Regions from separate parts of the Homo sapiens genome. Here region 1 is linked to region 2. A link is a loop called in an ENCODE intact Hi-C map of the cell type or tissue named here. Cell type or tissue: endothelial cell of umbilical vein. All regions are shown on one strand.

Region 1 (8,000 bases), 180 kb after region 2:
CATCAGAATTAGGGAGGAGTAACATGGGGAAAGAAATCCAGAATAACTAGTTAAGCCCATACATTGCACCTCCTTCATCAAATAACCCATCAGGAGTGCCAAATTTGGCTACTTTTGTCTGTCACTCATTTTATTCAGCAAAACCTTAAGCCAACTTCATTATTTTGCCAGGAAAACAGACCCATTTCCTGCCCTTGAAGGTTTGCAGTCTCAAGGGGGAAAGCAGTACAACCTTTACAAGCAGTTATCAAGGTGGGTGGGTGGTGTTGCAGGCGAGCGTGGAAGGGGCCCACCTGGCCAGGGGGCAGGCCATACCTCCCTGGGAGGTGACGTTTGACCTATGAGGCAAGCCCTAAAGGACAGGTAGGGATCCCCCGCGGATGCCGTGCTGGCGAGGCAGGGCCTGAGCAGCCAGTGGAGAAGGGCAGCGGGAAGTGCGCTGTGCAGGAGCCAGACGTCTCAGCCCGTGTGGCCAGAGGTGGCAGGGGCGCGGCCTGAGCGGGGCTGGGGCGCGGGCAGGATTTGGGGCTGCGCCGAGGGGCGTCCCGACCTGGCCCTTTGCCACGGTAGGTTCCGGCTCCCATGCCTCCGCTGCCATCTGCGCTGTCCTTGGCGACTACGCCTTCACCCCCCTGGGTGCGTTTCAGCGGTCCCGGAGCCTGGCGGGAGCGGGGCCAGGAGCGCTCCGCGGCCGGTATCAGGCCTGCAGGTAGGGACGCGCGGCCGCCCGGGGCTCTGGGGACTCGGGTGTCCAGGTGCCGAAGTCGCCGCTTCCACGGGGGACTCAGGCCCGTGAGTGGGTTTCCTAAGAACTTACCAGATTCCACGGCTCGGGTTTCCTGCCTTGGATCCTGCTTTTTATTCCCCAGGGGGAGTTATTTATAGACAGGAATCGTGTGTTCAAGGCCTGGCTCTTCGGACTCGGCGTTTTTCTTGTTCGAGGTGCTTCAATGGGGGCTGGATGCCATCATCTTCCAGGTCTGGAATCTTGTAGAAAACGAGCTGTACAGGCAGGAGTTCAGTTCAGCTGTATCATCTGTTCTTGGCCTCTTCTGGAAACGGGCTAATTCTCTGTTTAGGGCTTTATCATTTTATAACCGAGTAACATACTAGCCCTGTGGTTGAGTTGTTTCTTCCTATTTTTTTTTTTTTTAAATATAGTCAGGGTCTCACTCCATTGCTCAGGCTGGATGGAGTGCATTGATGTGATCGCAGCTCACTGCAGCCTTGAACTCCTGGGCTCAAGCAATCCTCCCTTTTCAGCCTCTGAGTATCTGGGACCACCACACCCAGCCTTTTTTTTTTTTTTTTTTTTTTTTTTTTGAGATGGGGACTTGCTCTGTCGCCCAGGCTGGAGTACAAGTGGCGTGATTGCGGCTCACTGCAGCCTCGACCTCCCCAGGAGTAGCTGGAACTACAGGCACACACCACCATGCCTGGCTAATTTTCTTTACTTTTGTAGAGATGTGGTTTCACCATGTTGCCCAGGCTGGTCTTGAACTTGAGTTCAAGTGATTTGCCCGCTTTTGCCTCCCAAAGTGTTAGGATTACAGGCGTGAGCCACCACACCTGGCCGCCTGGCTAATTTTTAATTTTCTGTACAGATGGAGTCTCCCTATGTTGCAAAGACCGGTCTCAAACTCCTGGCCTGAAGTGATCCTTCTGCTTTGGCCTCTCAAAGTGCTGGCATTATAGGTGTGAGCCACTGTGCCTGGTCCGTATTGCTGTTTTATCACCAGCTACCTGCAGTGCATTTGGGCTAAACATGTCGTTTGCATAAAACCATTTTAAAAATCACAAATTGACCTGCAAAGCAAGGTGTATCAACAGAGGGGCATGGCAGCTTCATGGGACCCCCCTATAGGAGACTCAATCCTGGGTGCCTCTATAGAAACATAAATTCAGTGAAAACAAAGGAGCTAGTTCCCATGGCTGGAGAATGTAAACGGATGAAGGTAATGCCCCCCTTCTCCCACCATAGTCTTTCCAGGGAATTTATTTCCAGCTCCATTAAATTTATAGCATCAAGGGTTTATAATAGGTAGTTTTTTTCTTTCTTTCTTTTTTTTTTTTTTTTGAGACTGAGTCTTGCTCTGTCACCCAGGCCTGGAGGGCAGTGGCGCGATCTTGGCTCACTGCAAGCTCCGCCTCCTGGGTTCATGCTATTCTCCTGCCTCAGCCTCCCCAGTAGCTGGGACTACAGGCGCCCGCCATCATGCCCGGCTAATTTTTTTTTGAATTTTTAGTAGAGACGGGGTTTCACTGTGTTAGCCAGGATGGTCTCAATCTCCTGACCTCATGATCTGCCCGCCTCAGCCTCCCAAAGTGCTGGGATTACAGGCGTGAGCCACCGCACCTGGCCAATTTTTTTTTCTTTTAAGCAGTGTGATTGGTTTTCCCTGAGTACGGAAGTCTCAGTCCCAGAATATGTTCAGATTGGCAGAGGAGAAATTCGGTTGTCATGTGACTCACTGGCCCCTCATGGAGCTTTTAGCCACAGGAGAGGATGCATCTGTGCTGGTTTTGCCGCAGTGTCTGGAGTTCCCAGCTGAGTCCGCTGTTGAACAGTTCTCTTCATGTGCTTTGCTCGGTGACACGTACATTCCCAAGGCGTCTGCTACAGGGTCTCTTTAAGGGTCTCCCGACCCTTCAGTCCTGCCAGCTTCGCACTCTTCTCTGCCCCAGCTAGTCTCTGGCCTTGCACCCTGGGGCTCTTCTTGCCCCCTTCTCAGGGCTCAGTGTGCTCTACAGGATCCCACCCAGCAGTCCTCAGGCTGCAGTTTAATCAGGACGCTTCCAGCCTCCTTCCCACACTGTGGGGTCCTATTCTTAATTTTCTTTTTTTTTTTTTGTTTGAGGTGGGAGTCTTGCTCTGTCGCCCAGGCTGGAGTGCAGTGGCACAATCTTGGCTCACTGCAACCTCTGTTTCCTGGATTCAAGTGATTCTCTTGCCTCAGCCTCCTGAGCAGCTGGGACTACGTTGCACCACCATGCCTGGCTAATTTTTTGTATTTTTAGTAGAGATGGGGTTTCACCATGTTGGCCAGGCTGGTCTCGAACTCCTGACCTCAGGTGATCCACCCGCCTTGATCTCCCAAAGTGCTGGGATTACAGGCATGAACCACCGCGTTTGGCCCCTATTCTTAGTTTTATAAATTAATGGGATGATAAAAGCAGCAGCGTAGGACTTGGAAACTGACTTGTTTAAACTAACACAGTTGGCAGATAAAGTAACTTAACCTGAAGGAGCACTTCAAGTGGTTGGGATTTCTGGCACCATGATTGACCAGTTGAGGAAAATTCAGGCAGATGGGCTTTTCCGTGCCTGAAAAAGGCAACTCGATTTACTGGGAAGGAACTCCCCACCCCGACTTTGTGTAATAGTTTCCCCACGAAGAGCGCTCATGAGGATGAAGTGAAAGCGCGTTGCCCTTCTATTCCCTTCCTGTTCACTCTGCCCAGGTGGGCAGTTGCTGGGTCACAATAGTCTGCACTCTTAGCCTGTGTGGCTGTTCTCTGTGAACCCGCCCACCCACACCAGGTGGATGCTATTATTATTCCTGCATTGGAGCTGTGGAACGAGAGGCATTTGCCCTGGTCACATGGCCACTGAATGTGTGCATTTTGTTGGGGAGTTGGGGGGTCAGAGGCAGTATCTGAACCCAGGGTTTCTGATTCCAGACCATGGCCTCTATTGCTTCACTACACAAACGGCAACTCACACAGGCTCAATATTGGGCTGCTGGGCAGGATGACTGGCTAATGCCTTTTTCATGTGGTTGTAAAAGTTTTAATTTCTTTCCACATTCATTTATTTGACCTCTTAAAGCTGCCTCTGTGCAAACCCTTTAAAAGTGAAACATTTGTTCAAGAAATGAGTCACGATTGTTAGGAAGACAATGATGAACATATTAGGAGTGGGGCTCCCCCATTTGCAGAGCAATCTCCCATCCATTGAGGTGGTTTAGACTTTTGAGGGTGTTTTGGAGGGTGGGGGCAGTGGCCCCATGTGCTTACCTGGAAGCTTATGGTACTGATCACCCCTCTGGAGGGCCTGTCTGATAGGCAGGAAACTGCTCACAGATTTCTCCCTTCGCCCAACCAGGACCTGATTTTTACATGCCTGAAATATAAAGGACCACTCCCCTCTGCTGGACGAAGATAAATTTGCTTTTAACAGAGAAAAAATTTGTGACCGCTTCGCTCTCTAGTGGTCAACTAGGTAAAAGAGCTAGCAGTTCTACGTCACTTTACAAACTGAGGTATGAACCTCAGTTTTTGAGGTAGTTGCAAAAACTTTCAGTGAGCACCTACTATGTATAGGCACAATGCTAAATACCAGGGATATGAAGGTGAATAAGAGAGCACCAATATCAAATGTTTGTAGATTGCATCATATTGTAAATGTACGAGGACCACAGAATTTGAGAGATGGAGGGGAAGTTAGAGATGATCTGGCTTGTGTCCCTCTTTTTTTTTCCTAAGTTGAAAAACTGTGACCTAGAGAGATGAGATAATTTGCTTAAGATCACATGGCTGGTTCGGAAGAGGGGAAAAAAGGAGTGCTGATGAAATTCAGTGGAATGTCACCTTCTAATTTTTATCACCTATTATTTTGAAATAATTTTAGGCTTACAAAAGAGAAATAGTACAGAGAGTTCTTTGAAACTTCACCCAGCTTCCTCTAATGCTAACATCTTACACAACCATGGATTTACCAAAACTGACATTGGTGCAACATTATTATTATTATTGTTATTTATTTTTTGAGACAGTCTGGCTCTGTTGCCCAGGCTGGAGTGTAGTGATGCAATCTTGGATCACTGCAACCTCTGCCTCCCGGGTTCAAATGATTCTGCTGCCTCAGCCTCCCGAGTAGCTGGGATTGCAGGTGCACACCACCACGCCCAGCTAACTTGTATTTTTCTGTGTGTGTATGCGTGTGTGTGTGTGTGTGACTGACTTCCTTAAAACAGTAATGACTTACTGATAGTCAGCTATTGTACAGAAAGGGTATCACAAACCTCTTTGTCTTTTGGATCATGCCTCTGTTTTCAGAGCAGGTTGTTTTCCCAGGTGATTTTGATGACATCCCACCTGCAGCTTTTTAGATGTGTCCAAGTTGGGGACAATCCCGGCCTGTTCAACTGACCTGGATACAAAGGCTGTCAGGGCTGGCAGTGGTGCACCTTGAACCTTCTGCCACTCTTGCGTCTTGGATCTTGAGTTTCATTTCTATTTTTGTCGGGTATAGAGCATTCTTTGCTCTTGGTTGCCTAGTTTATCCAGAGAAGGACTTTGGGGCCAAAAGGACACAAATTCAAACATCAGTTTCCCCACCTAATTATGGGAGCTCAAGTTCTAAAATTCAACTGTTCTAAAATTCAGTTTCTTCCTTTGCAAGATGGGGACAATAATGGTCACCATGCAGAGTTGTTGAGGGATTAAATGTATCCAGTAATTGGCATAGCACCTCGTGTGCAGGAGGTGCAGAATGAACGTGGAATAAGTGAATGGCTGCCAATGAGGGAGACCCGGTTAGGTGGGTCCAATGGAAGGTCTTTTTCTTTTCTTTTTAGAGATGGGGTCTCTTCTGTTGCCCAGGCTGGAGTGCAGTGGTATGAACATGGATCACTACATCCTGGAACTCCCGGGCTCCAGCAGTTCTCCCGCCTCAGCCTCCCAAGTAGCTGGGGCTATAGGCACGTGCCACCATGCCTGGCTAATTTTTAAATTTTTTGTAGAGATGGGGTCTCACTATGTTGCTTAGGCTCAGTGGAAGGTCTTGAATGCCAGGCAAGACTGCCTGCACTTTCTGGGGTGGGGGCAGGCACTGCAGGAGTTTGAGAAGCAGGAGTGATGGGATGAGCGCTGTGCTTTAGGCAGTCAAGTGCAGAGTGTGCTGGATGAGGCAGAACCGTGGGAAACAGGGGACGGGCACCGGGAATCATCCAGCAGGCTGTCGTGCTAGTGCCTGTTCTGGTGAGGGCTGAGCTGGGCCTGGACTAGAAAGAAGGGACCATGTGAGACTGTGCAGAGGTCCCGCCTACCAACTGCTATGGAAATAAACAAGACACAGGGGCTGGAGAAGTTGGGACTCCAAGATGCATGAATTCTGGGTCCTAGTGAAAAGGTGAACAAGTCATGAACAGAGATAAGAGAAATCAGGATAAAGAGATAATTTGTGGGAGGAAAAAATGCATTTGGTTTTATTCATGTTGCCTTTGAGATGCTGACAGACTATCCAAGCAGAGACAAGTGGAAGAGATGATTGCGGCGCCAGAGCCTGGGAGAGGCCAGAGCTGGCCATGAGGACTGAGCGTCACTGCCAGAGGTCACCAAGGAAGAGAACATAGAGGAGGCCAGAAGTTGGGGGCAGAGGCTCACTTATGGCCGACAGTTGAGAGAGGGGTTAGAGACAGAGACGGAGAACTTGGATGTGCTGGTTCGCAAGGGCTGCTATAACTAAGTATTGCAGACTGGGGCTTCAACAACAGAAATTCATTTCCCCAGTTCTGGAAGCTAGAAGTCCAAGATGAAGGTGTGGGCGGGGTTGGTTTCTCCTGAGGCCTCTCTCCTTGGCTTGGAGATGGCTGTCTTCTCCCTTTGTCCTTACAGGATTGTCCCCCTGTGCATGTCTGTGTCTAGTCTCCTCTCCTTATAAGGATACCAGTCATAACAGATTAGGTGATGACCTCATTTCACCTTAATGACTATTTTATCCTTATAAGGATACCAGTCATAACAGATTAGGTGGTGACCTCATTTTACCTTAATGACTATTTTAAAGTACCTGTCTCCTGATGCAGTCCCATTCTGAGGTACTGGGGGTTAGAACTTCAACATTAGAATTTGGGGGGACACAGTTCAGCCCATTAACCCTGGAACAGAAGCAGAATATTGAATTTTAAAAGAACCCAAGGGAGGAGTTTCAGGAAGGCCAGGGGCTGGCTGTGGCCTGTTTGTCTTAGACACACCCTTGCCTCCTGCCGCCTCTCTATCTCTCTCCTCTGGTCCACAAGGAGGTTCCTGGAGGCTCTTCTGCCGTGGGGCCTCTAGTGAAGTTCCGCCATGGGGCGTTGGGCTGGAGGTGTGGAGCGGCTACAGTATTTTTCCGCCTTCTTCCCCTGCTGATGTCTCCAGCAGCAGTTGTTTCTCTGTGGCTCCATCTCCCACAGCACTGATCTGTGGGTTCCAGCTTCCACCAGGGGACCCTGGATCCCGGGCGACGGTAACTTGACCTGTGTTGTGTGCCCTCAGCCCTACAGAGGGTCGCGGCTTCTGCTCTTTCTATTCCCTGGGTTGCCTCACTGTCCCTTCTGTGGTGTGTGTCCGTTTGTTTATTTATTTATTTATTTCAGACGGAGTTTCACTCTTGTTGCCCAGGCTGGAGTGCAAGGGCATGATCTTGGCTCACTGCAACCTCCGCCTCCCAGGTTCAAGCGATTCTCCTGCCTCAGCCTCCCAAGTAGCTGGGATTACAGGTGCCTGCCACCATGCCCGGCTAATTTTTTGTATTTTTAGTAGAGACGGGGTTTCACCATGTTGGCTAGCTGATCTCAAACTCCTGACCTCAGGTGATCCACCCGCCTTGGCCTCCCGAAGTGCCGGGATTACAGGCATGAGCCACAGTGCCCTCCCTTGTCTGGTGTTTTGTCATGTTGTAGCCAGCTCTCTGTATTAAATCCCCTCTGAGTATCTAGTAGTTTTTGTTGATTGGTAGAAATAGCATGGTCAGGAATGCCAGGTACTGCAGAAAGATGGAAGGGATGGAAATGGAAAATGGTCAGATCTTTGAGCAATGGGGGTAGAGCCCAGAATTCCAGGGCTTGAGAAGGGGATTTCTGCCAAACCGATGGGTGTATACCAATTCTCATGAAGGTCTTAATTTGGACCTACTTTGAGACTGCATACTTTTTCATATTTATCAGACAGCTGGGTACAGTCTGTTTTTGAAGTGCTTTTTCAGCTTTAGCTGTCCTCCTTTTTTGGTTTTCTGA
Region 2 (8,000 bases):
TTTAACATTGTTAGGCTAATTATAATAATTCTTGTCTATTAGATTTGAATAATGTGGGCCAAAGCCTTCTACTATCATAGTTACCTTTATTAGACCTAGGAGATGAAAGTATAGCATTAAATTCCTTTAAAAATATAACAATGAGGCCAGGTATGGTGGCTTAGGCCCGTAACCCCAGCACTTTGGGAGGACAAGGCTGGAAGATCACTTGAGCCAGGAGTTCAATACCAGCCCTGGCAACATAGCAAGACCCCTATCTTTACAAAAAAAAAAAGAGTTAGCCAGGCATGGTGGTAAATGCCTGTAGTCCCAGCTACTTGGGAGGCTGAGGTGGGGGTACTGCTTGAGCCCAGGACTTCAAAGCTACAGTGAGCTATGACGGCGCCACTGCACTCCAGCCTGGGTGATGGGGCAAGACCCTATCTCTAAAAAAAAAAACAAACCCAAACAATGTTTTCACTAATTCATAAAGACTTTCATTCCAATTAGTATAAACTAGCAAGATTTTATGATTCTTTATATGGATTCCATAGTAATAAAACATCAACAATATGCAGAATCTTCCCAAATGTGTCTAAAAGAGGAAATGGGTAAACCCATTCCCCAACACCTAAAATAACATTCCTTATTCCCCAAAATGTGGGTCCTCACCCCTCTCTACAAAAATCAAGGTGGTCAGTATGCCTACTTTTATTCTCCACTCTCCAAATTAGAAAACAGGTGACTACAATCTCATACAGACTCCTACTGAAATGACGGTGAAGCCCCACTCCTGATGAACAGCCAGCAAAAAGGAGCTCTGTCCAGTTTCTCCATCATGCCTCTAATATAAAACGGTCACTTCTTCCGAGGGCCTTAGTCAACAAATGAAGTCAACAAATGAAGCAGAGATTGCTCAGAGTCAAAATTATCCTAGACTGCTTGCTTCTGGATTAAAGAGTTAGCTTGCAGAGATCATGTTGCAGGAAAATTAGGATCTTTAAACACCAGAATAAGGGACCATGTAGAATACTCACACAATAAAAGATTTATGAGAGCCCAATGAAAAAATAGCACATTCCCGTTCCCTATCCACGTCAGAGCTTGTGGTCAGTGAGGGGAATGCAGGCAGGCAGTGTTCACTATTGGGATGTTAAATTTATCTCACTAGTGCTCTATTATTTCTCTCTCTCCCTCCCTCCTTTCCTCCTTTCCTCCCTTCATCTTTTGCTGAACATAAAAACTGGACCTCTCTTATGGTAAATATGTGCATGATGTAAGTCCACCCAATAGTCGTTTTATTGAAGAAAATTCCAGGAAATGAAAACTGCTTTACTTACTATTTAAGTAAGTGTGCATTTTACTTCAGGACTGTAGTAACAGCCTTACTAATTAACATGCTTGAACTCATTTCACAACTTTAAATAAAAATTGCTACTTTAAATAGTATACATATATCCTTATTAAAATGATACCTTTAATCTACAGAATAAACATGGATTATATCGACCGGGCGCGGTGGCTGACGCCTGTAATCCCAGCACTTTAGGAGGCCGAGGTGGGCAGATCACGAGGTCAGGAGATCAAGACCATCCTGGCTAACACGGTGAAACCCCGTCTCTACTAAAAATACAAAACATTAGCCAGGCGTGGTGGCAGGCACCTGTAGTACCAGCTGCTCGGGAGGCTGAGGCAGGAGAATGGCGTGAACCCGGGAGGCGGAGCTTGCAGTGAGCCGAGATCGCGCCGCTGCACTCCAGCCTGGGCAACAGAGCGACACTCTGTCTCAAAAAAACAAACAAACAAACAAAAAAAACACATGGTTTATATCAAAAGACATGTTCACCCTTTCCTGCCAGTGAGCTGGAGGGCTCAAGTGCTGCATTTACCTGAATGAACAGTGGCTGGCAGTCTTGACCGTGTAGCATAACCCAGGCAAACCTATTTCTCCAGTCCTGAGTATCTCCTAAAGCATGTTAAAGCAAGCATTAACTTTATAATTTGCTTACTTGATACTCACTAGTGACAATCTTGTCACTTAAAAATAACTTTCCGGGATCACAAATCCATGAGGATCTATGTTCAAAGCAGGCATGTTCAGCTGTCTAACTATGCCAGGCTTGCTGCCATCTTACATCGTCTCTTCTGGCAGAAGCTGACCAGTATCTTCTCTGAAACCCTAGAATTCTAATAGCCCCACGTTTCTAAACATTCAGACAGGTGGGGACGGCTGGCAGAGGCTTAGCAGGCCTCACTCTGTGGTCTGCGGCTAAAGGCCCTGCCTTTTTCCCGTGGCGTACTTTAGCCTCTTATCTAATAGCTGCCGACTGAATGAACTATTGTGCTAGGCCAGTTGCTATCCAGTCAGCAAGATAAATAGTGCCCTGGTAGGTGCCCAAAGCATCCCTACCTCGTGTTACACAACAACTGTATCTGCAGCTGCCTTCTGCAGTCCTGCATGGCTTTAGGCAAAGCGCCTGCTTTAGGGGAGGGCAGGGGGCTTGCTCACTCTTCCCTTCTCCCAGCCAAGTTACGAAAGTCAGAACACAGTACAGAGTTATATAATCCTGTGATTTACCACAGCTCAGTCCAACCCTAGGATATGTTCCTCTTAATCTCTAGATACAGATTTGCCTTAGGTGACCCTGAGCAATTAGTCTCATCCACTCTTGCCTCTAAATTTTTCTTCAAAGAATCTGAATTATAGATTTGTCTTCTCAACACAGCTCCTGAGCAGGGGGCAGACTCCAGGATGTGTTATTTACCATGGTTGTGCCTAGTATTCACACATCTACACATTTACAAATAGTTTAGTCTAATATAGGTCTGGATTTCTTTACTGACTGGTCTTTCCTTAGATTGCACCTTTTGAAGAAGTATACTGTAACCTATCTATAAAATAACCTAAAAATTGTGGTGTGCGTGTGTGTGTAATAGTTTTTCTGTTTTTTAAAGGCCTTCATATATTTAGTTCTTTTTTTAAAAAATTCTTTTAGAGACAGGTCTTGCAACATTGCCAGGTTGGTCTCAAATTCCTGAGATTAAGCAATCATCCTGCCTCCGCCTCCCAAGTAGCTGGGACTGGAAAAGTATTCTTAACCATACAAATTTATAGTCCTGCATTTAAAGTTATAAATTATATGGCAGGAAAATGAAAATGACTCAGAGACCTACACTTCCCCTTCGTATTAAAGTTTATTGCTCTGGAATATAAAGGGACATACCAAAGCTATTAAGTTTTTGGATCCAGGCGGCTAATTTGGGCTCCACTTCTTTAAGCTCACTCAAAACATGCAGAAATATTCTTGTCTTTACTCTGTTATTTTCTTGAATCAAGTGGCGAATAACATAGTCCACTGCTTCATTTAGAAAATTTCTGCTAGAAAAACAGGTTGTATAGTCTTCTGTGCTCAAAACTTTCCAAGAAAGCAATTCTTTGAGAAGCATGGCTGTATTCTGTATGCCGGATTTAATCTTGTCAGCATACTGCTTTATACACTGTAGAATTCTGTCATCAAGGAACTGACAACGCTGAACATTGTCTACAGTTTCTAAGGATAAATAACAATGGTTAAAGTGATAAATAGGACTAATTCACAATTACATAAACTTAGAAATAACAAAATTACATAATATAAAATATGATTCAGATTGATTATACTGTTTTACTAAACTCAAGAAACTTTAATTAGAAATATAAACACTTAACAATACTTTTGAAAAGACATGAAAGTGTACGCTAAAATAAACATACCAAAAGTAAGCATTTTACACCCTTCATTCTGAACCATTCATGTAGTAGCATTTGAAACTTAGTTCCTCTAGGCCAGGCGTGGTGGCTCATGCCTGTAATCCCAGCACTTTGGGAGGCCGAGGAGGGTGGATCAGGAGATCGAGACCATCCTGGCTAACACGGTGAAACCCCATCTCTACTAAAAATACAAAAAATTAGCTGGGCATGGTGGCGGGCACCTGTAGTTCCAGCTACTGGGGAGGCTGAGGCAGGAGAATGGCGTGAACCCGGGAGGCGGAGCTTGCAGTGAGCCGAGATCGCGCCACTGCACTCCAGCCTGGGCAACAGAGTGAGACTCCGTCTCAAAAAAAAAAAACAAAAAAAAAAAACAACTTAGTTCCCCTAAAATACGGCCACTTCCTTCAACAATCCTAACCCAGCCTCATCAACTACCTTAACTTTATATACAATAAATATGTTTAGTCATTAAGCACAGAAAGTTAAAATACAATCTCTGAAAGGTTTTTCAGTGGGAATACAATCTCTGAAAGGTTTTTCAGTGTTCTTTACACCAACCCAATTCTGTCTTCGAGTAACAGAAGACAGTGATAGTATTAAATTACTAAGTGAAATCTTTATTTCAATTCAATAATGATGAATATAAGGCCCAAAAGATGCTTACATTTATACATTTAAATGAGAGTATATTATTCTTATCATGCCTTTGGCTTCTGCATACCTTTCTGCTCTTCATTTTTGGGTGGATTACTTTCTCTTAAGTCCTCCTCCATTCTTTCTTGTGCTAACTTTTTTGCTTCTTTTTTTTGGATCTTTCTCTTCAATTTTTTGTCTTCTTTCAGTCTTAGTTTCTCTAGGCTGATAAACATTTACAATTAGTGACAACTCAATGAACTGTTTTCCTTTGACTATCGTAGAAACCATCTTCCAAGCAATATATTAGAAGTTTTCCTTTTTTAATCAGAGCCCGGCCTACATCTTCCATTCAATGTAAGAAACTGTCAGTATTGTCAAAATAAGGGTACTTGTTTCATGAAAACAAAAACCTCAATGATTAGGTGATGTCTAAGGATGCAGTCTACAGATTGTATAGATGTCACTTTCATGTATCTAAGTTACTTCATAGGGTAAACAGAAATAGTACAAATTACTCTGCAAAATAATTCATGTAAACTCTCATTTCTAAGAAAGGTCCCATAGTAAAATATAATTTTCACATCTCAATAATAACCCACAACACTATAATTTGGTTGATCTGGTTACAATGAATTCTCTCCAACAAATAATTCTGTTCATCTTTTCTTTTGCTTTTTCTTGGTCACAAATGATAAAAAAAAATCACTTCTTAGAAAGAAAAACAAGAAGCAGGACCAAAAAGAAAAGAAAAAAGAATCTGAATTATTTGATCTAAACAAAAAGCTATAGAGAAGTAATAATTTAGACAGTACATTGAGTATTTCAGGGTAAAAAATAGTCATAGGTTCAAAATGTTTACTGAAGAGAGATAAAAAGAAAAATATGCTTTTGGAATTAAAGTTTCAACAACTGAGAGCAAACTGTATAGTTTTTATATAAATGCCAAATCTATTAATCAAACATGTAATTTCACAGCATCAAATGTTATAATTTTAATTGTAAATTCAACCACTAGATAAATAATTCTGAATCAAGTTTTTAGTATTTAATCATTCTAGGCTAGTTCTCTTTAAGTTTTAATTTTCCATAAAAATCATTTTAAAAAACACTTATTTGAATATATGTATACACAGCCAATTTTTAAAAAGGCATAATTTAGAAATCTGCATTTAATAGAATTATATTCTAAGAGACATCATCAAACCACTGATTGATTGTTAAAAATCTTACCTAGAACATTTCTGTTTCAGAATAGGTCTTGGAGGAACCTTTTCTTTTATGACCTTGTGTTCAAACTTTAAATAAAACAAAGACATCCAAAATTTGTCTCATACTCCCATGACATAAAACACAAAACCACAAGTAACAAGTATTTCAGAAGCACACATAATGTTCAGTTTGATAGAGAACAGTGATGATGTTCTGACCCAGACAAAAGCCCAGAAAGCTTTAGCAAAATAATTTACTGAAGAGGAACAAGAGGGTAGACACACTTGAGGAAAAAGTTTTTAAAAAATTAAGAGTAAGCAGACGATCTAATAAAGTGTAAATATTATTACAACTACCCACTCTTGCCATTCCCATGTCATGAAGTTAAAGGTAATCCCTCAAGACGCTCTTCCCCCTCCCTAAAAACCTGCACACCCACTACTGCCCAAAAGTTTACCGGGATTAAGAAAATGAAGTTATCAAAAACAGTAAAAATAGTAAAACTAAGATATAAAAAGCCTCCTTTTCCTATTAAGAAATAAAAGAATATAAGAATGCTTTCATTACAATGAAGCATTCTCACATCCCAGTATTTCCTATATTTTCTTAAATGAAGTAATTGTTTCTTTCCTGGAAAAGATCCAAATTACATGATATCTACAAATTCAAATCATGTTTCAAAAGGTGTAAACATTTTGGTTATCTATCTAACAAGGTTTCCCCTTTATTACTTACTTCACATTTAACTTCACCACCACTGCTGAAGATGATAATCTTAGAAATGACACCTTCACAGTCAGGGGTAAGACATATTCCTTGTAGAAAATCCTATTTGATTAAAAAAAAAAAAAACAAGAAAAATGTTATGTCTAGGGGGGATAAATCTATACACGTATACTATTTTTACCACTAGGAACAGTCAAAATACGGACTAAAACCATCTTCAGGCAAGTGGTGAAAATCCTTACTCACTGCCATGCGAATTTTAAGGCTTCCGTGTAGGAAAAATATACTTTCAGGTGTGGGTCTGACCATGTGACTTGTTTTCATCAATGCAAAGTGACCAGACATGACATACACATGTCTAGACAAAAGGTTTAACAAACACTTCATAGACTGGACATTGTTCTTTTTCCTCTGACACAGGAAGATGTTCCAGAAAAGGGTCATTCTTCAACTTAGATTGAGAAACAAGGAATAGAGCCACACAAAATAAAGCTGCTACAGCCCAGTCCCAGCCAACAACTGCAGAACTGCAGGACAAGTCATGTAAGCAAAAAACAAACTTCTCTGATGTATGCCACAAGATATTTGGGTTGCATCACTTCAGCATATCCTAGGGAAAGCTGACTAATTTACAGAGTGTATTTAAAATGATGGGAATAGTTAAGACCACTAAAAGAGGGTATATCACTAGAGAAACTCAATTTAGGTAAGACAAAGACATAGCAGAAGTGACTCAAAGGTGACAGTTATTTACTCATATCATTATATTGTTAATTAATTATGTGAAAATGTACAAAATGTGAGAATTTATTTCTACCATACTTTAATAATTGCTATTGTTAACAGATGCCTAGTACAACTGCCTCATTCTTTCCCCAATAAGAACAGTGGTCTGCATAAGCCTAAGAAGTGTAGGAAAAGGTCCATAGTTTCTATAGATCAGAAACAAATTCTATGAATACAAATAAGATTGTAATACTATGACTTCCCTCAAAGTATGTCTACTTAATGGTAATTAACATCATTATCTTGGTAATAAGAAAATCCCTGGAGAGAAATGGCAGTTTAAAATTGAAGTTGATCTTTCTTCCCAACATTAAAAAAATTGTTTTGAGTTGACTTCTTAGTACAAATTACCTCATCAAATTTTGGTTTTGAAATCCCTAATTCCACATCAAAACTTTCAAGTGGGGCCTGGTGCAGTGGCTCATGCCTATAATCCCAGCACTTTGGGAGGCTGAAGTAGGATCACTTGGGTCAAGGAGTCTGAGGCTGCAGTGAGCTACGACTGCACCACTGCACTCTAGCCTGGGCAACACAGTGAGATCCGTCTCTTTAAAAAAACAAAGCCTCTATGGTTAATGCCTTTATGATTGTCCAAATAAAAACAAATTTGATTTTCCACTTTATTATTAAAGTTATAATTTAAAATTTTCTAATTATGTGCAGAATGTTCAGGAAGGAATTCTTGGGGGAAAAATTGACATACAATAAGTATACTGAAAAATTCAGACAATCCTGTTATGCTTTACCTTGTCAATTTTATCATTAAAGGTTGTAGTTTTTAACTTCTTCCAGCAATTCATGTGAAATTCTATTTTACAGTACTGGCAACAGCTGATGCGTATAAAACCCTAGGGTTACAAAAAATTTTTTAATTAACGTTTTAAAGATGTCTCTGCACACTCACTCACTACAA

The links. A loop is a pair of places that touch in the nucleus more often than their neighbours do. Peaks named below come from ENCODE experiments on the same cell type or tissue, not always from the same donor. Only the 100,000 strongest peaks of a DNase experiment are listed, where the experiment ranks them.
Region 1: it touches region 2 in a loop (5-fold over the local background); 2 of 110 quality-filtered maps call a loop at or near these places.

Annotation. Positions count from the first base shown.
Region 1 is chr21:36,973,350-36,981,349 of GRCh38, reverse strand. HLCS-AS1 (HLCS antisense RNA 1) reads right to left here. Exons shown (of 4, transcript NR_186434.1): 4 at 6,182-7,750. It also overlaps a transcript of HLCS not described here. Among named protein-coding and RNA genes, the nearest start is that of HLCS, 11 kb to the right of the region's middle. RefSeq lists a silencer at 665-724. In endothelial cell of umbilical vein, a CTCF peak has its summit at 4,169 (motif pointing left); a DNase peak (open chromatin) is centred at 4,129; H3K4me3 peaks cover 602 bases.
Region 2 is chr21:37,148,481-37,156,480 of GRCh38, reverse strand. It overlaps TTC3 (tetratricopeptide repeat domain 3), which reads right to left. Exons shown (of 46, transcript NM_001330683.2): 23 at 7,834-7,935; 24 at 6,311-6,403; 25 at 5,597-5,661; 26 at 4,452-4,588; 27 at 3,204-3,530. Among named protein-coding and RNA genes, the nearest start is that of TTC3-AS1, 41 kb to the left of the region's middle. In endothelial cell of umbilical vein, no CTCF peak of the experiment used is centred here; a DNase peak (open chromatin) is centred at 3,120; H3K27ac peaks cover 1,560 bases.